Regions from separate parts of the Homo sapiens genome. Here regions 1 and 2 are each linked to region 3. The links are chromatin loops, found by intact Hi-C in ENCODE. Cell type or tissue: PC-3. All regions are shown on one strand. Region 1 overlaps FARS2 (phenylalanyl-tRNA synthetase 2, mitochondrial). Region 2 holds the start of LOC107986516 (a long non-coding RNA gene). Region 3 overlaps FARS2 (phenylalanyl-tRNA synthetase 2, mitochondrial).

The links. A loop is a pair of places that touch in the nucleus more often than their neighbours do. Peaks named below come from ENCODE experiments on the same cell type or tissue, not always from the same donor. Only the 100,000 strongest peaks of a DNase experiment are listed, where the experiment ranks them.
Region 1: it touches region 3 in a loop (3-fold over the local background); 9 of 110 quality-filtered maps call a loop at or near these places.
Region 2: it touches region 3 in a loop (6-fold over the local background); 9 of 110 quality-filtered maps call a loop at or near these places.

Annotation. Positions count from the first base shown.
Region 1 is chr6:5,678,335-5,686,334 of GRCh38, forward strand. All of the region lies in intron 6 of FARS2 (phenylalanyl-tRNA synthetase 2, mitochondrial), which reads left to right. All of the region lies in intron 2 of LOC101927950 (a long non-coding RNA gene), which reads right to left. Among named protein-coding and RNA genes, the nearest start is that of FARS2-AS1, 220 kb to the left of the region's middle. In PC-3, no CTCF peak of the experiment used is centred here; no DNase peak of the experiment used is centred here; H3K27ac peaks cover 948 bases.
Region 2 is chr6:5,888,754-5,896,753 of GRCh38, forward strand. LOC107986516 (a long non-coding RNA gene) reads left to right here and starts at 2,815. Exons shown (of 2, transcript XR_007059427.1): 1 at 2,815-4,194. RefSeq lists an enhancer at 2,753-3,382. In PC-3, no CTCF peak of the experiment used is centred here; no DNase peak of the experiment used is centred here; H3K4me3 peaks cover 1,449 bases; H3K27ac peaks cover 981 bases.
Region 3 is chr6:5,467,427-5,475,426 of GRCh38, forward strand. All of the region lies in intron 4 of FARS2 (phenylalanyl-tRNA synthetase 2, mitochondrial), which reads left to right. Among named protein-coding and RNA genes, the nearest start is that of FARS2-AS1, 13 kb to the left of the region's middle. In PC-3, CTCF peaks have their summits at 3,730 (motif pointing right) and 6,487; DNase peaks (open chromatin) are centred at 3,725 and 5,355; H3K27ac peaks cover 2,194 bases.

The sequences.
Region 1 (8,000 bases), 210 kb after region 3:
CATCCTTTGTAGACTTGGGAGGAAAGGTGGATGGGAGGGAGATAGGAAATCTGAGCTGGTGCCTTGAGGAGACGCTTTGGCCTCCTGGAAGAGGGTACTTGTTGGCTGGGATTAGCCCCTCAGGCCATGGCTTCTTTCAGAGGCACTAAGTTTACATCAGAGAGGACATACTTTTATAGTCTGCATTGTCAGTGCTGCGCCCTCAACCACTGCTGCAGATAGCCTCTTACTTTATAAGTAAATAATCTCTCAGGGAAGAGATTCACCTCATTTCACACATAGCCATCCTTTGTAATACGAGGGCTGCTTGCACTCTTCTTGGCCTCTGGAGCTTCAAACATGTCTCATTCCCACATCCTTCAGAAGGGCCAAAGAGGGACCTACCTGGCTGAGTGGTATGGAAGCTAGGAGGGAAACACCCTGGTACGTGCTCTTTAAAGTCTGTGAGTTACAGAGAGAATATGATAAATAATTCATTTTCTATTTTAAGCCCCTCTTTCTCCAAAGTTTTGGAATGAGCTCTGTAAATTTCCCAAGAACTTCTCTGAAAGTTCTACCAGCTGACCGAATGCGGAAATACCTGCTGTGTGCTTCCTGGAGATTTTCCCCACTGTCTGTTTTATGACCTGGTGAATTAGGCTGCAGTCTTGTCTTGATCCAGAAGTGGTGCCCCTTGGATCAGAAGGAATGTCTGAAACACATTGATTTGTGGCTGGAATAGTAAGCTAAGCTCTAGGAACATCCTGCCAGAGGCTTGTCCTTAGGAAATAGTCTCACAAATTTTTTTGCTGGTGAAGAGATGACATGCTGCAATTGACCTGTTGAAGGCCAGAAAACCGAGGTGACAAAGCAAACCTCTCAGTTTCTAATGCTTCCTTCAGGCTATGCTTTCTAGGGGTGATACCCTCTATATCCTGAGAGACCTTAGCTGCACAAGACATTAAAACTTGGTCCTCAAAATGAGTGATACCAGCCTCTGGAACATAATTGCGACCAAAATGTGTCCTGGGGTCACCAGCCTCCTTCTACCCTTCCCTCTAAAATCCAAATAAAAACATTAAGCCCTACTGCACTGGCCTGCCCTGTTGAGTGCTTTTGCAGATTGCCTGGGGTTATTTATGTCCTCCTGCCTCCTCCAGCTCTAAATTCTGGCTTCAAGACCCTCCTCCATCACCCCTCTGTCAACACTCCCTGGGTTGTTAACATGTCCACAATACTGATCGCCTTACCTCCCTCTTTTCCCAGGGTCTCCTAAACAGTACAATGCCTTTCAAAAGAAATAATGGAGAGGAAACTATTAAAATTGAATTTCCACATTGCAGTTTTGACAGTTTATCAGTGATTCATCACCATAATCTCTTACTCTCCATCCTTGCCCTGTGAATAGATTCATACCTGGAAGCAGCCGTCTCTTTAGAAAAGCTTCTATCCTTTCCTGGTTTTTCCTGAGTGCCTGGTCCTCCCAAAACTCCTATCTTTTTTGTCCTGACTCAGAGGAACCCTCACTTCCCCCACCCCCACCCCCCAACGCACACATTTCCTTCATAACAACACCCTAGAGTGAGATCCTTTTACTTTCCGTTTTACTTCCCGGTTCCTGAGGGCATTACTTTTCATAAGAAAATTCATCAAAGTGTTTTCCTAAAGAGTTGTTCTCCCTCTAAAGTTGAATTTCATCCTCCAACCCAATATGGAAACAGCTATTGCCAGGTATATGTCCACAGCAATCTTTCCTTCTTGCTACATAATCACAGTTATTTTAATGATTATTTGATTTTCTACAGAATGTAGCGTAGCTCTGATGCTGTTAGGGTCTTGATGAAGGCATTAGAAACAATGCTTATGCTCAGAGCACTTGTGTGTGCTTGGACGTTGTGTGAATGTGAGCAAAGTTGTACTTCAGTGAAGGTGCCCAACCAACACTGAGACACATAACCAGGAAAACAAGGCTGCAGCTGATGGTCAGAGTAGCCACGGGTTAGGCATGAGTAGCCATGGGTTACGCATAAGCATCCACACCACCAGCTTGGGCAGCTGTCACCTGCCATTGTTTATCCACAGGGCCAGCTAGAAAAGGATTTCTGGTAGGCATCTCTATCAACAACACAGGTGAACATAGGGAAAACGCTAAATGAGAATTATGATCAACTAGAAATAAAAGGAAAATCAGTCCTCCCTGTATTTCCCATACAGCTGCCCCATCGGTCCTGCCATCAGCACCACATGAGGCGTATATGGAAGATGGTTTATTGTTACCTTTTTATTAGGCTGCTTCTAGAAAATTCAGCAAGTACCCACAGTCCTACCACCTAATCCATAACCCCTGGTCAACATTTTGGTATATTTCCTTCTAATTTTGTTTTCATGCACCTCTTGTTTGTTCTGCAAAAAGTACAGACGTTGTCTTTTTTTTTTTTTTGCTTCTACAAAGTACTGTTACAGTAGCTCCAACAACCAGTGAAAACAAAATTTGTTCTAATAGAAAAATGAGCAGCAGCTCAATAAAAACAGTTCACTAAACAGTTGATCTACACTTACAGCCAGAAAACAAAATGTAAAAGTTTTACCTCACCAGTAATCAAAGAAATGTAATTTAAAATAATGATTCCATTTTTCATCTACAGTTAAAAATATAAAAACAATAATATCTGCTTCCGATGAGGAAGTAGTGACATAATCGCCCTCATAGAAGGCCGTGTTGAGTGTAAATCTCCAAGTTTGTGTTTTGTCAACACGAATCAGCCTGGAAGTGCCCATACCCTTGATCTGGTAATTCTGCTTCTTAACAATCTGTGCTAAGAGATTTATCTGAGAAAGGTTCAAAGATGTCTGCATTCTTCTTTATTAGACTGAAAATTTGGAAGCAACCTGAATGTTACCTATTGAGAAACAAATACATTATAGTTTATTCATCTGGACAAGGAACTATTTTGCAGGTATTTAAAACATCTTAAAGAATAGCTGTGCACCTTTGAAAAAAAAAGTTCACAATATAACAATGGGCTTAAAGGGTAAAGAGAAGAATATGTGACCTAGTTCACATTTTATAAATATTCATGTTATGTCCATGAGGGAGAGCGGGACAGCAGATCCAGTTTTCACAATGGTTATCCATGGCTCACAGGACTACAGGTGATTTTTACTTTCTTTATGCCTTCCCGTAGTTCCCAAATTATTTTCAATGAGTATTTCATTTGTGTACAGGGGGAAAAAGTTACTTAAAAAACGGAAAAAGAAGAAAATCACTCCTTTGCAGCAGCTTATGAAGCATTTTAACAACGAAAGGTGGGGAAATCCCCAAGATAGACAAGCCCTTTCTTCCCCTCTGACTTTGGCTGATCCATCTGCTGACAAACTGCTGACTGTATTCTCAAGAGATCGAAGAAATAAAACAGGCTCTAGCAAGGCCTTTGTTGAAGTCTTCTCAGCTTCCTTAGAGCTGTTGCTTCTCCCCCTCCCTTCCTTCTCTGGATCCCTCCCTCTTTTGGTGCTTTTCCTGAGGCTGGTGGCTACATTTGTTTGGTGCTTGAAGTCATTCTTTCATCAATAATTTGTAAAGTGATTTAGAGCTTTCTAACAGCAACCTACAGTTTGCTCTAATAAACTAACGTGGTAAAGAGTCGGAATTCAGGCTGCTGGGTGACAGACCAGCATGCCATTTTACTCTGCCCTGGTCAGCATGTGGTTTTGGTTCTGCTAAAAGGACACTTCCGACTCTACCTCCATTTGTTTAGCATTTCTACTCTCAGTGAACTTTTAGTAACTGAATGCCCAAAGGAGGAGACTACAAAAAGCAAATTATAGTACATCACCTTGATGGAATATTACCTAGCTGTTAAAAATGACAATAACTAGGTTGCAGCATCAAAAAGTATTACCAAAGAAAAACAGGAAACAAATTAATATCTATATATAGTTACAACAATGTAAAAATATACATTTGTATTGGAAGGAAATAGAGGAAGCAGGGAAAAAGAAAATTTAATGGCAGATGAGAAATTTTTTAAATTCGGCAATAAATATTGAAATTTCATCATATACCAGACACTATGCAAGACCCTTGTATTTTTTTAAGGTAGTTTAATAATAAGTTGTAAAGAAGTATAAAGTAGGGGTGGTGGAATTCATTTGCAAAGATGTTATTATGGGCAGCCTGGCTCTATCCGAAGGGAACACTGAATGTGTCATTCTTTTCCACACTGAATTTATGTAAAACGTCCTGTGCTGGACTCCAGTTGGTCTGTTCAGTCCTTAGTGAGCAGATGGGGCTTTTCCCCCTTGCCTTGCATGTCATTCTTTTATCCATGCACTCAATAGGTACGGAGCCCTGCTGTCAGCCAGGTCCTGTTCAGCTGCAGCTGATACATAGGGACCAGGATGACAAGGCTCTGCCCTCATGGAGCTTCCAGGCATTGCGAAAGACAGACACTAAACTAAATAAGTGAATAAGTTCATCTGCAGTGTGATTTCAAGTAGTGACACCCGCAGTGAAGAAAAGTAAAGGAGTGTGTGGGGCAGAGAGTGAAGTGAAAAGCAGTAACTCATTTTAAGGAGAGTCAGGGAAGACTCCTGAGAAAGCAGGGAAGTAAGGGACCATGGAAAGGCTGGGGACATAGCGGGAACAGCACGTGCAAAGGCACTGAGGCAGAACCGAGTTTGACATGGCTGTGGGAAGAAACGTGTTCAGAGAGGGAAGCAGGGGCTGGGACATGTAGGGCTGTGTGGGCCTCAGCCTGGGGTCTAAGTGAGATGGAGGGTTTTAAGGGGTGGGACAGATTTACTCATTTAGCATGTGATCTGACTTATTGAGAGAATGGACTGTCAGAGAAGAGGGTAGCAGAGGGCTGTTAGAGGCTTTCAGCCGTCTGGGTGGCCTGGACTGGGAGGGCGGGCACAGGAATGGAGAGAGTCAGGGTCACTCTGAAGGCAGAATGCACAGGGCATGCTCTGTAGGGTGTGAGGAAAAGCCAGGAGACAAGGACACATCCTGGGTTTGGGACTAAGTGAGCAGGTGAATAGTGATGTCATTTTCTGGGAGGAAGAAGGAATAGGTTTTATTATTCCTGGGTGAACATTTGCCTAGCTTTGATTCCAGTGTGCTAAGTTAGTCTGGGAGCTGCTCCTCACTCCCAGAATTCCCTGGCTGTCTCTTCAGGGCAGGAAAAGGATTTCTAGGGATACAGGAGAGACCACCAGCCTAGGAGCTGGGAAACGTGAGTCTGGTCCACCTCTGCTACAAAAGAGCAGTGTTTTTTTGTTTTTGTTTTTTTCTTTTTTTTTTTCTTTTACTTTAAGTTCCGGGATTCATGTGCAGAACTGCAAGTTATTTACATAGGTATACATGTGCCATGGTGGTTTGCTGCACCCGTCAACCCGTCATCTAGGTTTTAAGCCCCGGAGGCATTAGATATTTGTCCTAATGCTCTCCCTCCCCTTGCCCTCTACCTCTCGACAGGCCCCGGTATGTGATGTTCCCCTTCCTGTGTCCATGTGTTCTCATTCTTCAATTCCCACTTATGAGTGAGAACATGTGGTATTTGGTTTTCTGTTCTTGTGTTAGTTTGCTGAGAATGATGGTTTCCAGCTTCATCTGTGTTGCTGCAGAAGACATGAACTCATTCTTTTTTATGGCTGCATAGTATTCCATGGTGTATATGTGCCACATTTTCTTTTTCCAGTCTATCACTGATGGGCATTTGGGTTGGTTCCAAGCCTTTGCTCAAAATAGCAGTTTTATAGAGAGATTATAACTTTCCCCCTCAGAACGCGGTTTCTTGTATACCTGCCCGGCTTGCCTTTCAGAGCTTTGTCAACCGCTTAAAGCCTAATTCAGGTGAATAACGGTGTCATCATTGTTACCTGCATTCCTGTGCATGAGCAGTCACAGCCTGGGTCCTCAGAGGACCATCCCCGATGTGCCAGCTGTGTTCATAATAAACCCCACTGACACGTCCCCGGCCCCTCACCTGGTTCTGCCGCACGCCCATCACCTGCCCAGCCCTGCGCACTAGTATGCAAAACTACAGCTGAGAAAGAGTCCCTTCAAGAGTGAGACCAAGGGATGATGTCCTTATGAATCCCTGAGTATCCAGAAAATTAAACTGGCATGTCATTCTCTGAGGATTTCTGCCAACTAAGGTGATTCGCTTGTTTTCATGATCACTGCCCTCCTATGTTAGCAAATGCTGCGCTTTATTTCCAAGAGCTATTTCCATCACCCTTACCCTAGAGTAAGCCAGCTGTATAAACAAAAAGCTGCAACAAGGAGCTAGCTTCACCCTCCAAGCACTGCTTAGTGCTTCCAGTCAGGAAGCTTCTTTCTCTCTCTTAAATACCATCTCAAAAATCCCAGTACCTGTCACCTAAAGGAGACATCTTACACATTGAGTGGAGAGGTGGAATGGATGTTGAAAGGACAATTTAGGGAGCTAATCTCAGCCATCAGATGTTTTTCTTGCTAACAGGAGCCGAATTCTATTATGTTTGTGAAAGGACTCTATTAAGACAGGTTTCTGTCACTCCCAGCACTCTATTTAAGCTTCTGAAGTCATTCAGATTGCCCATTCACCAGCCAGGGAAGAATTTGTGTGCCTTCCCCCTTAGCAATCAAGGAAAAAAGATTAAGTGGAGCCGGAGAGCAATTTTCTTTATAATTTCTCTTCTTGAAGTAAAGAAACTCAGAACCCTTGACCCTAAACACCGTGGAACCCATGGAGGCTCATGATATCAGTGTGTGGGGTTGTCACTTGGAGGCAGGAGGCTCTTCACAGCCAGCCCAAGAAGCAGCAGAGGCAGCCGCAAGCAGAATGGAAGCAAAAGGGGAGGGTTCCTATCATTTGGGGCCAGAACCAATCAATAGTTTCCTCACATCTGCCATTTCAAGGAAGAATTTTTTTCCCTTGTACGTATAGTTGCTTTTTCATAAAGGATTCATTATTTTTGAGCCAGGTACAGGAACTAAGATCCCCCCTTGGTTTCCTCTGGGTCTCTTCACACTAAAGTATTGAAAAGATTTAGGTGGGGAGATCCAATGGCTGGCTTCAGAACTGCCCTGTCCAGTCCTTCCAACCCATCCTAAATCGTGGCCACGGAGGTGAGCAGTTAGGCCTCTTTGCAACACCCTGCAAGTCACTATTGCACCAGGGTGGCTTTAGTCCTGAGGTGACTGGCCCACTGTGTGACTGCAGTGAATGAGGGGTGTCCTCAGGACCTGGCCTACTCTGCTGCACAGTGTAGGCAGAACTTGGATTGGGGAGCAATTTAAGCCAGAGTGACTCTGGGCTGGAGAAGGCATTTTAAATTCTACCTGGAGTAGATAAAGCGTACGAGGTTTTTGCTTTAGGCCTAGGGGGCTGGACGCTGGGGTAAGGGGAACATGCTATACCCTCTCTTGGACCAGCTACCATAGGCCTCACCCAGGACCAGAGCTGAGGCCGCACTCAAGGGCTTCCTAGAAGAGGCCCATATTGGGCCCCTTCCTATTCAAGTCTAGTTGCTTGACAATATTTCCTCCAATTTTAAGGTGAGAAAACTCTCCTTGTATTAGCAAAAATGAAGACTGTAATTTTTAAATGATGTTATTTAGATTGAATAACTTTAGAATACTCTTCCCACAAGACCACTCGGAGGATATTCAGATCACTTCTGCTGCCTCAGGATTCCCACGTGAAGGGTGAAAATGATGCCGGAGCTGAATTTACAGCTCCCAGAAGCACGCCCAAGAAAGACTGGTGGATGATGAGATTTCATCTGTTTCCCCTGCATTTCTTAGCACAGTGCCTGGGCCATAGTGAGTGCTCAATAGATGTCTGCAGAAGTCATGCAGGTTTGATATTGTGGATGATAACAGTCTTTCTTTCTATGAACTTTTTTTAATTATTATTATACTTTAAGTTTTAGGGTACATGTGCACAACATGCAGGTTTGTTACATATGTATACATGTGCCATGTTGGTGTGCTGCACCCATTAACTCGTCATTTAACATTAGGTATATCTCCT
Region 2 (8,000 bases), 420 kb after region 3:
GGTAGAATTCAGCTGTGAATCCATCTGGTCCTGGACTCTTTTTGGTTGGTAAGCTATTGATTATTGCCACAATTTCAGATCCTGTTATTGGTCTATTCAGAGATTCAACTTCTTCCTGGTTTAGTCTTGGGAGAGTGTATGTGTCGAGGAATTTATCCATTTCTTCTAGATTTTCTAGTTTATTTGTGTAGAGGTGTTTGTAGTATTCTCTGATGGTAGTTTGTATTTCTGTGGGATCGGTGGTGATATCCCCTTTATCATTTTTTATTGCGTGTATTAGATTTTTCTCTCTTTTTTTCTTTATTAGTCTTGCTAGCAGTCTATCAATTTTGTTGATCCTTTCAAAAAACCAGCTCCTGGATTCATTAATTTTTTGAAGGGTTTTTTGTGTCTGTATTTCCTTCAGTTCTGCTCTGATTTTAGTTATTTCTTGCCTTCTGCTAGCTTTTGAATGTGTTTGCTCTTGCTTTTCTAGTTCTTTTAATTGTGATGTTAGGGTGTCAATTTTGGATCTTTCCTGCTTTCTCTTGTGGGCATTTAGTGCTATAAATTTCCCTCTACACACTGCTTTGAATGTGTTCCAGAGATTCTGGTATGTTGTGTCTTTGTTCTCGTTGGTTTCAAAGAACATCTTTATTTCTGCCTTCATTTCGTTATGTCCCCAGTAGTCATTCAGGAGCAGGTTGTTCAGTTTCCATGTAGTTGAGCGGTTTTGAGTGAGATTCTTAATCCTGAGTTCTAGTTTGATTGCACTGTGGTCTGAGAGTTTGTTATAATTTCTGTTCTTTTACATTTGCTGAGGAGAGCTTTACTTCCAAGTATGTGGTCAATTTTGGAATAGGTGTGGTGTGGTGCTGAAAAAAATGTATATTCTGTTGATTTGGGGTGGAGAGTTCTGTAGATGTCTATTAGGTCCGCTTGGTGCAGAGCTGAGTTCAATTCCTGGGTATCCTTGTTGACTTTCTGTCTCGTTGATCTGTCTAATGTTGACAGTGGGGTGTTAAAGTCTCCCATTATTAATGTGTGGGAATCTAAGTCTCTTTGTAGGTCTCTAAGAACTTGCTTTATGAATCTTGGTGCTCCTGTATTGGGTGCATATATATTTAGGATAGTTAGCTCTTCTTGTTGAATTGATCCCTTTACCATTATGTAATGGCCTTCTTTGTCTCTTTTGATCTTTGTTGGTTTAAAGTCTGTTTTATTAGAGACTAGGATTGCAACCCCTGCCTTTTTTTGTTTTCCATTTGCTTGGTAGATCTTCCTCCATCCTTTTATTTTGAGCCTATGTGTGTCTCTGCAGGTGAGATGGGTTTCCTGAATACAGCACACTGATGGGTCTTGACTCTTTATCCAATTTGCCAGTCTGTGTCTTTTAATTGGAGCATTTAGTCCATTTACATTTAAAGTTAATATTGTTATGTGTGAATTTAATCCTGTCATTATGATGTTAGCTCGTTATTTTGCTCGTTAGTTGCTGCAGTTTCTTCCTAGTCTCGATGGTCTTTACATTTTGGCATGATTTTGTAGCAGCTGGTACTGGTTGTTCCTTTCCATGTTTAGCGCTTCCTTCAGGAGCTCTTTTAGGGCAGGCCTGGTGGTGACAAACTCTCTCAGCATTTGCTTGTCTGTAAAGTATTTTATTTCTCCTTTGCTTATGAAGCTTAGTTTGGCTGGATATGAAATTCTGGGTTGAAAATTCTTTTCTTTAAGAATGTTGAATATTGGCCCCCACTCTCTTCTGGCTTGTAAATTCTTTTCTTTAAGAATGTTGAATATTGGCCCCCACTCTCTTCTGGCTTGTAGGGTTTCTGCCAAGAGATCTGCTGTTAGTCTGATGGGCTTCCCTTTGAGGGTAACCCAACCTTTCTCTCTGGCTGCCCTTAACATTTTTTCCTTCATTTCAGCTTTGGTGAATCTGACAATTATGTGTCTTGGAGTTGCTCATCTCGAGGAGTATCTTTGTGGTGTTCTCTGTATTTCCTGAATCTGAACGTTGGCCTGCCTTGCTAGATTGGGGAAGTTCTCCTGGATAATATCCTGCAGAGTGTTTTCCAACTTGGTTCCATTCTCCCTGTCACTTTCAGGTACACCAATCAGACGTAGATTTGGTCTTTTCACATAATCCCATATTTCTTGGAGGCTTTGCTCATTTCTTTTTATTCTTTTTTCTCTAAACTTCCCTTCTCGCTTCATTTCATTCATTTCATCTTCCATCGCTGATACCCTTTCTTCCAGTTGATCGCATTGGCTCCTGAGGCTTCTGCATTCTTCACGTAGTTCTCGAGCCTTGGTTTTCAGCTCCATCAGCTCCTTTAAGCACTTCTCTGTATTGGTTATTCTAGTTATACATTCTTCTAAATTTTTTTCAAAGTTTTCAACTTCTTTGCCTTTGGTTTGAATGTCCTCCCGTAGCTCAGAGTAATTTGATCATCTGAAGCCTTCTTCTCTCAGCTCGTCAAAGTCATTCTCCATCCAGCTTTGTTCCGTTGCTGGTGAGGAACTGCATTCCTTTGGAGGAGGAGAGGCGGTCTGCTTTTTAGAGTTTCCAGTTTTTCTGTTCTGTTTTTTCCCCATCTTTGTGGTTTTATCTACTTTTGGTCTTTGATGATGGTGATGTACAGATGGGTTTTTGGTGTGGATGTCCTTTCTGTTTGTCAGTTTTCCTTCTAACAGACAGGACACTCAGCTGCAGGTCTGTTGGAGTACCCTGCCGTGTGAGGTGTCTGTGTGCCCCTGCTGGGGGGTGCCTCCCAGTTAGGCTGCTCGGGGGTCAGGGGTCAGGGACCCACTTGAGGAGGCAGTCTGCCCGTTCTCAGATCTCCAGCTGCGTGCTGGGAGAACCAGTGCTCTCTTCAAAGCTGTCAGACAGGGACATTTAAGTCTGCACAGGTTACTGCTGTCTTTTTGTTTGTCTGTGCCCTGCCCCCAGAGGTGGAGCCTACAGAGGCAGGCAGGCCTCCTTGAGCTGTGGTGGGCTCCGCCCAGTTCGAGCTTCCCGGCTGCTTTGTTTACCTAAGTAAGCCTGGGCAATGGCGGGCGCCCCTCCCCCAGCCTCGCTGCCGCCTTGCAGTTTGATCTCAGACTGCTGTGCTAGCAATCAGCGAGACTCCGTGGGCGTAGGACCCTCCGAGCCAGGTGCCGGATATAATCTCGTGGTGCGCTGTTTTTTTTTGTTTTGTTTTTTTTTTTGTTTGTTTTTTTTTGAGACGGAGTCTCGCTCTGTCGCCCAGGCCGGACTGCGGACTGCAGTGGCGCAATCTCGGCTCACTGCAAGCTCCGCTTCCCGGGTTCACGCCATTCTCCTGCCTCAGCCTCCCGAGTAGCTGGGACTACAGGCGGTGCGCCGTTTTTTAAGCCCGTCGGAAAAGCGCAGTATTCGGGTGGGAGTGACCCGATTTTCCAGGTGCCGTCCGTCACCCCTTTCTTTGACTCGGAAAGGGAACTCCCTGACCCCTTGCGCTTCCCGAGTGAGGCAGTGCCTCGCCCTGCTTCGGCTCGCACACGGTGCGCGCACCCACTGACCTGCGCCCGCTCTCTGGCACTCCCTAGTGAGATGAACCCGGTACCTCAGATGGAAATGCAGAAATCACCGTCTTCTGCGTCGCTCACGCTGGGAGCTGTAGACCGGAGCTGTTCCTATTCGGCCATCTTGGCTCCTCCAGGCCAATTTACTTTCAAAAATACCTGCATCCAGGAACTCTCATGCTAGCAGGATGAGGTAATGACTATTTCCCATACTCGTGTCAACTTTGAGCAATGCTAGGAATTTCCATATGTCCAAACAACTGTTTATCAGGAAATGCAACAAGGTACTTTTGACACTGAGCGTGAAAGGAACTCATTGAACCAAAATCTTCCAAAAAGACTGGAACATAAGAGAGCGGATGAAGAGCATAATAGAAGAGAAGTGCCAGGGAGGAGGATTATCTTAGGCAGAGCACACTGAGGATGGAGAGTTACCAGCCCTCCCGAGCTGTCGTTGGCACTGAACCAATGAGAGCCATTCATGTGCCTGTCTGTGCCTTGTGTTTTTCTTCTTCAACATATACTTTAGAACATCCATTCTGTGCAAAGCTCTGTGCCCACAGCTGTTGAGATGCCAGATGCATGCTGTTCCCTGCCCTGAAGACCCCAGCAGTCAGGCCAGGGAGAGAAGACATTCTTAGACAACCCAACAGTCGTCCCTGGGGAAAGGTGAGTGGTGCCCGATGAGGGATTGAATAAGAGAAGACATCACCATGGGCTACAGTGGTCAGGAAAGGCTTTGGAATAGAACAGCAAATCTTTATGGAGCGTTTACTGGGTACCACGCAGTGTTTTAAGCACTTTCTGAATCACTGAATATTCACAGTAACCCATATTAGGTAGGCACTAATAGTACCTACAATTTACCAATGAGAAAATTGAGGCACAAGAGTTGAAATACCTTGCACCAGGTTGCGGAGGTGGTGGTAAATGGGGGAGTCAAGCAGATGGGTTCTGGATTCCTTATTAACCGTGATTCTATGCAGCCTTCACATTTAAGTTACTATCAACGTGTAACAAATCACTATGACCATAGTTGCATAAAGCAACTGTTTTATTATGCTCCCAAATTCTGTGGGTCAGGAATTTGGATAGAACACATCAGGGACAGCTTGGCTCTGCTCCACGTCTGGGGCCTTGACTGGGTGCATGAACACCGGGGGTTGACTCAATATGACCGGAATCACCTGGAGGCATCCATGTGTCCAGTAGATGATACTGGCTGTCAGCTGGGACCTCAGCTGTGGCTGCAGCTGGAACACCCATACGTGGCCTCTCCAGGTGGCCTGGGCTTCTACACAGCATGGTGGCCTCAGAGCAGTCAGACTTCATACACTATGGCTTAAGGCTCTAAAGGCAAGTGTCCCAGCAAACAAAGAGGAAGCAGCATTGCCTTTCCTGAGCTAACCCTGGAAGTCCCACAGTCTCAAGCCCACTCAGATTTAACAGGAGGGGATACAGACCCCTCCCTCCACCCAAACTCTCGATGGGAGGAATGTCAAAGAATTTGCAGCCATTTTTTTGGTAATAGACTTTACTTTTAAGAGCAGTTTTAGGTTTACAGCAAAATTGGTTAGAAGGTACAGAACTTTCCCATATATCATATTGCCTGCCTTCCACGGCAGTCTTTTTTTTTTCCTTTTTTTTTTTTTTTTTTTTTGGAGTCTCGCTCTGTTGCCAGGCTGGAGGGCAGTGGTGCGATCTTGGCTCACTGCAACCTCCGCCTCCTGGGTCCAAGCAATTCTCCTGTCTCAGCCTCCCGGGTAGCTGGGACTACAGGCACACGCCACCATGGCTGGCTAATTTTTTTGTATTTTTAGTAAAGATGAGGTTTTACCATGTTTGTCAGGATGGTCTTGATCTCTTGACCTCGTGATCTGCCTGCCTCAGCCTCCCAAAGTGCTGAGATTACAGGCGTGAGCCACCGTGGTCTGGCGTGGTACTTTTTTGTAGGAAGGGCTCTCTTCCTTGTATTTCCATATGGCAAGGTCACTTTGCTTGTCGTCAGATGGAGTATTATAAAATAAAGCCAAACTCGTCTATTTGTGCTTACACTGGCCTTTCAGATTAAACAAATCCTTAATATTGGCAAAGGGCCTGACAAGCCTTTAGTATTAATTAATTCTTGGAAGTCTCTGGGGAGAAGGTAAGTATTCTTGGGAACTGACAAAATGAATTGTTTCATTAAGCAGGTAAACCATTCCTCTAAGCCCTGTGCCAACTTCTGACCTGTGAGTTCTCTTTGTATCAGGCTGGCCAGGGGCCCTCAGGCCATGCCAAGCTTGTAGGCAGAGCTGGACGAGGGCACGATGGGTCACGTGCGTGTGTCTCTTTTCTTTACTGTTCACTGCCAGGCTCTCTCCAGGCTTTTCAAATTCCAGGCTTTCCCTACTTTGTAAGTGAATTTGACCAGCATTTTCCTCCCAAAGTCACAGTTGAGTGTTCAAAATGAGGATCCACTGGTGTCTGTTGCTGATGTGGCATAAAGGCTGCTTGAGTGGAAGGAACATCTGTCCTTGATAGGCTTCTACTATTTTCCAGTAACTTATTTTAAAAATTTACATCATTACTTTACACATGGGAAGGCTGTGTTTGCTTTCTTCTCTCTGCTCTTTCTCACCCCATACCCAATAGGCCCAATATCCCTCAATCTAGAAATAGTCTGGAGGTGTGGGTGCCCAATCACAAGTCATCCAGATTTTCACTGCCCATCGAATGTGCAAAGAATTGGGATTCTTGCCTGATATCCTTGTCATGTGTTGTGTACTTATCCTTATTGTCATTCTTCGGACTGGTTATGGAGTTTATGGCTAAGGGGAGTATAGACCCTCACCCTCCTAACCCACTTGCTTGCAGCAGCTTTTTCTGCAGGTGTGTCTGTCTTGGTCACTGGGCTGGATGCCTGCCTATTAAGCAGGGGCCTCCTCTTAGCTACTTTCTTCTCCTGATCAAGGCTTTGCTCATGACTGATGCCCAGCATTGGATCAGGGCTTTGCTCATGACTGATGCCCAGCATTGGATCAGGGCTTTGCTCATGACTGATTCTCAACATCGTAGACATGACTTAATTTGCCAATGTTCAGTTCTCTTCTAACTTTGGATTACAGTTCTGCATGCCCTTGAATTCAGGACAGGTGGGGTGATGGGTTCTAGACGATGACATGAGGATAGACGTGATGTGTGTGCCTTCTGGGATAAGGCGTTTATTTGCCAGAACTTGCCTTATTGGCCCTTCCCTTTCCTGCCATGGGGAACACTGAAGCCTCACATAGAGATGGCTCTGTCATAAGATGTTGTGGTAATTTTGTGGAGAAGACCTCCCTCCCCACCACCAACCCATGATGGGCATGTTGCATGAGGGAGAAATAGCCTCTCAGTGTGTTCAGCCTCCGAGATTTTGGTGGTGTTTGTTGCTATAGCCTATCCTAGCTTATGGGTTGGCAAACTATGGCCCATGGGTCAAATCTGGTCATTCACTTGTTTTTGCAAATGAAGTTTTATTGGGACACAGCCATACCCATTCACTTATATATTGTCTACACCTGCTTTCACACAGCAATGACAGCAATGAACAGTTGTGACAGATGCTGCATGGTCTAGAAAGTAGAAAATTGTACTATTTGGCCCTACAGAGAGAAGGTTTGCTGATGCCCACCTATCCTGACTGATACACTCGATAAAAGTCTCTTGAATTATTAAATTGACAATGAAAAGGTAGAAGCCCAAAGCTGATGCTAAAATAATGTGAGATAACTTTGCACGATAATCAACGCAGCTTAATTGGCAAGCATTGATTAAGCGCCAGTTATGTGTCAGACTTGGGGGAAATGATTTTTCCTTGGGGTCCTAGGGGTTTGGGGATGGCAGGAGGTGTTGCTGTCCTTCTTAAGTTTGGGAAGTAAAGACTTGAGGTGCGAAGGAGGATGTGACAAGAGGATTCAAACCCCAAGGATTCTGCATGAACTGAGGGATTTATCACCACTGTCTCCATCGAAGTCCATTCATTCACCAAACATGCTGTGAGCTGTTGTCATTTACTATGTATGGTGTTAGCTGAATAGATGGCACAAAGGATTATTAGGCAATTACAATATAGTGTGATGGGTGTTAGGATTGGAGTGTGCAAGACACTGGGGAAGGATATACCCTTGATAGAGCCAAAATGGCAACTGGTGTAATTCCCTGAGACTGAAGCCAGGTGAAGGCTGAGAATTGCTTGTTGGCCAACTGTAGTACTTAGGGATTTTCTTCCCTAGGGAGAAAGCCCTGGAACAATCTCTTTACACCCTAGATTTGCACAGCAGTTCTCAGATCCTTGCTTTAGGCAGAGCCCCACTGCTAAGTCTTGTAACACAAAAGAGCTTTGCCTATGCACAGCTTTCTCTGGTTCTTTTTATCCTATCCTCCCCTGACAGGCAGCCTGGAAAGAAGCATCCTATTGATCATGACAGCACAATTGGAACTTGTGGATTTTT
Region 3 (8,000 bases):
GCTAACAACATTTGCCCATGAGGTTTTAGATGCTGAAATAAGATACAATAGGTCTGAAATGTTAATAAAATATTCTTCAGTGATCTCCTTTCTTAGTCAACGTTGCTATATCCTCTTCCTGTGTCAACTCCTCAGAATGTGGGCTTTCCATACTGACAGTACCCCCACCATGCTACATGTTATAGGTGAACAATCTAATTTTTTCCAGTAGCTTCCACTCTCTTCTGTGGATAAATGTTAGTTTGATGATGATAATGATAGTCATAAGTTTTATTATCATCATTACTGTTCTTATTCTTCTTCTCTGGACCTCTGTGTTTCCTATCAGTAAAATAAATGTGGTCAGACCAAAAGATGATTTCTAAGATGACTTATGCCTTACCATTTTATGGTTCTATGATTCTAGATATACATTTTGATGATTATAGATGCTCATTACCTTAAGAAAGTTATCAGAAGGGAATGATGAACTATGTTTCAAAACATTTATTTTCTTAATAACATGGCTAACTTCAGAATGTCATTAAATAGAATATATATTGGTGCAACGTTTATTATTCATTTTCCTGACTGAGAGGCTGAGGCCAGTAGTAAAAACTTATAGCCACCAAATATCAGAGTTGGAAGGGACCTGAGAGAGCATCTTGTCTGTCCCTGCTTTCAGAAAGTGGTGATATTCTCAACCCAAGAGTTATGGTGACATGTTATATACATCAAGATAAACTCTTTTAAGAGCTTCAGTGTCATGGAAACTCTTTGTGTCAGCAACATCAAAGCCCATGATTTTCTAAGTGGCATTTCTCATTCTACGATGCACTGCAAAATAATATTGCCAAACCGTGAAAGATTACACATCTGTAGTACCAGGGTTAGCTCAAGATTTCAGAGCATGCCAATTAGATATTTTTTCCCTTGGCTGGTAAAAGTAAAAAAAAAAAAAAGAAAGAAAAAAAGTTAGCCATATAATGAAAGAAAAGGAGAATTTGTGTGACGGTGATGTTGTATCTTATTACAATAATTGAATTCCCTTTAATATTTTCATCAAGTGCTTCATATTTAGGGAAAGAATTATTTAAGGATAATCCATAATATTATAGAAAGAATACTTATGTTTTAAAATATAATTCGACCAGAAATCTTTGAATCTGTTTCAAAGAGGGCCATTTCATTCATAAAAGGTAATGACACTATTCTAATGCCAGTGTTTGATTGTTCATTTTTTTCCTGTGTCTGCAGAATGGATTACAGATTCCTTGCATAATCAGCAATCCATTTTGTTTTCTAACAATTAGCCGGTTATTCATACTTTCACAAGAATGCGATGCTAGCATGCTGTGGTCTGTTTCTGATCTTACACAGGAAAATGACAGTGAGATAAGAGTAGAAAGATGATTTCATTTGTCTTTACAGGGTAATGTATGGGAGATGTTCCTGGATAGTCATATCCTTTTGGAATGATGAAGTTTAAGGATTTCCGTATCTGGAATTTGTATCCATATAACACAGATGTGTATATGACTTGGCATACCATAACTCCCTTTTCCAGCTGTTATGTGACGGGTAAATTTTGAAAATGTATCTTCCTGCCAATCTCAGTTTACCGGATTCTGGTCATTTCAAGCCTGATGAGATTTGGGTTCTTGAAAAGGGCTCGAGACTGACATGAATCCCTTACACAGATGTCTTCACAGAAACCAGTGTTTAGCCATTGCCACTTCCAGCGACTGTTTCTTGGGACCACTTGGTGGCAGGCCCACAGTCAGCCTCCCAGCTCGCACTTCCTGCTGTTTTCCCTCATGCAGCTATCATCACTCACCACTTGCTTGGTCCACCGAGGTTCCTGTCCTGTGCGTTGCTGCACTGCCTTGACCCCACTCGGTTCTCACTACCTCACAGCAGAACCGGCCTGTCTCCCATTGTGCGGAGCCCCGCCCCACACTTCATATCCCTGCTGTGTGTCCTTCAGCGGGTGACAGTAGCTAATCCCTCCGCTGGATACCTTCTTGATTTTCTCTCTAAACAGCTGCAGAGAGCTGAGAAAACTCCTTCTCCCACTGCAGCATGTCATGATCCAGTACTTAGCTGTTAGTTGCCACCCCAGCAAGTCTCAGACCCTCTGCCAGGCTCTGGAATTTAGTTGTGTAGAATGTTCTGTACACTGCCCTCGGCATCTCTTAAAGGAACTGGGTTTCTGTCAGTCAGGATGACTCGCTTCAAGTGTCAATGGATAATGTCTCATGAAAAAATTAAAGGCGATGGAAAAATATGCGGTCATTGCTTCTAAAAAGATAAGGTTTGGATTTGGAGTAGGAAATATATAAGAATGAACAGAGCTTTTACAACTTTTCTTTTTCCTTTAAGGGAGCTAGATTTCTAATCAGTGTTTTTCAATATAGTTTAATGGCTTACTTTGTGGGTTTAGGATTTTGAGGTTCTGCATCTGAATTCTAGTTTTGTCATTTGTCATTTGTGTGCCCTTACACAAGATACTTACCTCTCTGAGTCTCATTCTTCTCATCTCAAAAATAGGAATAATACTGGTACTGACCTTGAAGAGTTGTAAAAATTAAAAAGTGATGGATGCAGAGCACTTAGAATAGTTTCTGACACAATAAAACTTCAATGAGTAGTAGACTTCATTATTATCTATTTTATTATTAATATTATTGTTCACAACACCATTCCAAAAGGAGTTAATTTTTGATAAAGAAGCAGAATTTCTTTAATACAGTTGGCCCTCCATACCTGCAGGTTCTGCATCCGCAGACTCAACCAAGTGTGGATCAAAAATATTCAGGAAAAAAAATGCAAGTAAAAAACAATACAGTATAGCAACTATTTACATAGCATTTACATGGTATTATGTTTTATAAGTAGACGTAGAGATGATTTAAAGTGTACAAGAGAATGCGCATAGATTATATGCAAATACTATGCCATTTTATATGAGGGACTTGAGCATCTTCAGGTTTTGGTATTTGCAGGGTGTCCTGGAACCAGTCCCCTGCAGATATTGAGGGATGACTATACACTACCCAATTTCAGCTCTACACCAAACTCGTATTTCCAGATGTATACATGTTAAGTATCATCATTACATAATGGAAAAAAGAATAAGAGTAATATTCAGATCATTTTATTTTCTCCTCTGTAATTTTTTATTAGAATAACTAGTAACTATATGTAAGGCTCAAAGTGGATTTGTTCCGTATAGTTTGTGTAGTTCTGTATAGCGCATGGGACTGGGTTTGTTGCTACTAAACTGAAAAACAAAGTTGGAATCTAAGTCCTGTGTTTATTAAAAATTCCAAGAAAAACAAGGCTTTCTTTTTCATCTAACTTTTCTAGAAAATAGACAAATCAATGAGATCCTATAAGTATCATTGTCCTGGAAGAAGGTGAGTGGAAAGTAAAGAGACTCAATTTTTTTATCTTTTTAATATGTGTTCATGATACAAAATTGAGCACTCTGAATTTTCGCAGACCTTTCTCCCTTTGCTGTATTAACCTCAAGTACCTTTGAATAGTCTTGGTACAGGTATATTCTATTTATAACAGCCAGTCTATTATCTGGTTCTCTTCCTCTTCCTGTGTTCCTTTCTTCCTGCTCTTACTGATCAGAAAAGGCTTTCTAAGCTAGAGTGTGAGAGTTACATGTTAACAATAAGTGAACCCCACTGAGGGGTTTCAGCCACTGAGAGACTGACCCAGAAGCAGCAGTAGAGGGCGCTCGGCCCCTCATTTCATAATAGTGGAGCCTGCACCAAACGTCTTTCATTTGAGGAGCTAAAAATGAATTGCACGTATTAATTAAGTCTTGCCGAGGCCTTGTTAGTGATCCGGTGCTAAGCGCCTAAAATAAGTAGATCTTATTTTAATCTTGGGGAAACTGGGTATAAGAGGGAATTTCCTGAGACTCCATAGCAAGAGTCAGAATTTCAGCAAAAACCCAGGAATCCTTCTCTTACCTTTTCTTGCTCTGGCTAATATCCCAACTAGCCCTTCATTTACGAAGAACCAAAGGGAAACTCCAGGACTTTTAATTTCCTCTTGAATAATTCCTTTAATGAAGGACATATGAGATTTTTGCTTGAAGTAAATGTTACCAGCAACACTGTACCACCTATTTTAAAATTAATCCCTTTTGTTAGATAGCTATTCTAGTGGCTCTTTGCTTTTAACCAACAAAGGCCCTTAAGAAAAGGAAAATGAAAAATAAATAGCAGTCCTGGAATCCTATTGCCTAGTGTAGGCAGATCATATTCTGTATGATCTTGTTGGCTCATATTATGTGGTGATTAGAGCTGGGCTTCAATCAGCTGGATGATTCCCCAAGGCAGGGTCTTGTCCCACCAGTGCACATGGTGCGCCCCGTCTGACACCAGGGCGACTTGAGAATTGAGCCCAGGGAAGCTGCAGTGTGGTGCAGCAGATGCGTACTGGTGGTTGCCATGGAGATCGCTAATACTGCTGAAACCCAAAGAAAGGGCATTTGCCACAGCTCAGGAGCCTGCCTGAAAATGAATGAGAAACAAGTGGAATTCAGAATAGTCCCCCAGCTCCTTATCCCACATGGAGTTTTAATTTCCTTTTCTCCTCCTCTTCCTCTTCCTTTTTCAAAGAATAGATTGAAAACAAGGCTGTGTTATAAAGCATGCTCAGCCCCCTCCGACCTCATTGCTGCCTGACATATCCCTGGAATAGATGTATATTAATGACGACGCATGACTAATAGGATTGGGGCTGGGGGCTGGTGTAGTGGTGCTTCTGGAGCCTGTGGGCCGCATGTCACTGGGGTTTAGCAGGCACGCTGGGATTTGTCTGCAGCATATGCGCTGCTGTTAATGATTGAAAAATTACCACAACAATTAGTCATGGATCGCTGAAGGCAGGGCCCCCAAATGTGATGGACAATGTGATTAAATCCATGTATGTGACAATTAACTCTCCTGCAGGTTTATCCACCAAGGAGGGTGCCCTAGGGGTGAGAGCAAAGGGGAATGAGAAGGAGGAAAAATGGGAAAACAAAAAGGAGCAGGAGAGAATAATGCTGCAGAATGGATCAGATACAGCTGGCACTATTGGTTTTAATCTGATCCTGAATTAATCACGGTTTGATTAATCCTGGTTTTATTGCACCTTTCTGTTGCCCATTTATTTATATCTTCCTTAATTTTATAGAAGCATGACTGATTAAATTCTGCCCATTCTGTGTTTTTTAAATTTTAAAATCAGGTCTCTCCATTTAATGTGATGTCCTAGGTGGTCCAAGGTGCAATTATCTCGTAAGAGCTTAGCAGGCACCAGACATAGCATGTCATGAATCCCCTTATGTATCACAGCTGAGTAACCCAGAATAAATATTTGTTTGCTCAATATTCTGCCTAAGTAAAAAGAAGCCTTGTGATGTCAGTCTGCTTGTTTATTTGGGTGGAAGAAATAAGAATACACACCCCCGCAACTTTGTTAAATACAGAGAGCACACATTCAGTATATGTCACACACAAAATTTTGTGCATAAAGAAAAAGTGTGTTAATATTTGGATGAAGTATCTGCAAATATATATTCATGGCCTAAAAGGGTAATGTTTGCAGTCCATAGATATGTTCATACGTGGAATTATTTTTAACCAGTTTGTATTGTTCTTGTTTTGTTCTCGTTTAGATGTTACTTTTGGTGTTATCTATATTTGCATACCAAACACTACATTTAAATAATGCCAAGGAGGTTGTGACACGAATCAGCACAAGCAAAACCTCATGCTTTGTAACTCACGCATGTTGGATACACTGTGTGCATTAAGAATACCCTGCTCCTGGCCAGGCGCGGTGGCTCATGCCTGTAATCCCAGCACTTTGGGAGGCCGAGGTGGGTGGATCACGAGGTCAGGAGATTGAGACCATCCTGGCTAACACAGCGAAACCCCGTCTCTACTAAAAATACAAAAAAATTAGCCGGGAATGGTGGCGTGTGCCTGTAGTCCCCGCTACTTGGGAGGCTGAGGCAGGAGAATGGTGTGAACCCGGGAGATGGAGCTTGCAGTGAGCTGAGATTGTGCCACTGCACTCCAGCCTGGGCGACAGAGCGAGACTCTGTCTCAAAAAACAAAAAAAAAAACAAAAAAAAAAAACAAAAGAATACCCTGCTCCTGATTCAGGAGAGGGCATCTAAAGCTTTAGAAAACATTGAATTATATTTACATACATTGTTTTTCTTCTTACAGCATTCCTGAGGGTTATTCCATTGTTCTTGTTTAGGGTGAATTTGGTAGAAGACTCAGTTTTTTATTTGCAGGCTAAATTGGATTATCTTTGTTACTTGCATTTTTACCTGATCTACCCAGGCATATAAGGATAGATTTGTTTGTGATGTAGGCAGCGGTGTCTTTCAATATAGTAGAAAAAGAAAATAATCAGCATAAGCAAAGATCTCAGTGCACAGGCCACACAGAATGGACGCCGCCCTGCTGGATACCTTTACACCCTTGCATCCCTAGCTGCTGATATCACTGTGTTTTTAGAACACCACTCCAGAAACCCAGTCTATCCATGAATGATTTAGGAACCTCAGGATCCCTCCTGTTACCAAATTTGTGCTCTCCATGTAGCCTCCCAATAACCAGCCCTTCAGTTCTGTGAAGGCAGGAAAACACATCATTCATGAATGTCCTTCATACCCATCAAACTAAAGGACTGCATACTTCTCGAGCCATCATCACATTTCCGTTATCTCCAATGGCACATGCCGCTGTCTACATGTATTAATTTCTGCTGGGGCTTCAGTAACCAGGGCCAGCCAGCACGGTTTGTTCATTTGTTTGTTCATTAATGCATTATTTCATTTATTTATTATTGACATATGTTGGGCAGTGTACCGGGTACTTGAAGTGGAGATGAAGGTGGGACACAGGGAGACTCACAGTCCCAAATTTTATGCTGAAGGTGTGTTGTAGAGATAAGATATACAGTCATGCATCACTTAACAACAGGGATGCATTCTGAGAAACATGTTGTTAGGCAATTTTGTCGTTGTGTGAACATCATAGAGTGTATTTACACAAACCTAGATTGTGTAGCCTACTACACACCTAGGCTGTATGGTATGGTCTGTTGCTCCTAGGCTACAAACATGTACAGCACTTTACTGAATACCGTAGGCAATTGTAATGTGACGGTACATTTTTGTATATCTGAGCATATCTAAACATAGAAAAGGTACAATAAAAATACAGTACTGTTTTTTTTTTTTTTTTTGAGACAGTCTCACTCTGTCGCCCCGGCTGGAGTGCAGTGGCATGATCTCTGTTCACTGCAACCTCTTCCTCCTGGATTAAAGCAGTTCTCTACCTCAGCCTCCTGGGTAGCTGGGATTACAGGCACCCGCCACCACGCCCAGCTAATTTTTGTATTTTTAGTAGAGATGGGATTTCACCATGCTGGCCAGGCTGGTCTTGAACTCCTGACCTCGTGATCCACCCACCTCGGCCTCCCAAAGTACTGGGATTACAGGCATGAGCCACCACGCCGGTGCCCAGCCCAGTACTGTCATCTTACAGGACCACTGTCATATATAAGTAGTCTGCCATTTACCAAAACATTGTTACTTGGTGAACGACAGTGTACAGGAAGAACCATATACAAGGTGGAAATTGACAAGTACCACAAGAGGAAAACTAAATGAAAGGATATGATTGTTTGCAGATAGGAGAAATGACTTCTCCGTGGGTACTGGGGAAGGTTTTGTGGCATCTGACTTAGTCTTTGAAGAGGTTCCCAATTCACTCATAGCCAATGGTTGAAAGACTAGATTTCTTGGACAGTTCTCAAAAAGAGTTGGATATGCAGGCTTGAAGAGAAGTATATTTTAGGCACGTGCAAGAATGTGGGCGTAGTACTACTTTGGACATAACAAAGAAACAACTTGATTTGAATGTATGATGTAGAAAGAGCCTTTTGGAGCCAGATTACGGAGGACCTTAAATGCTCAGCCAAGGAGTTTA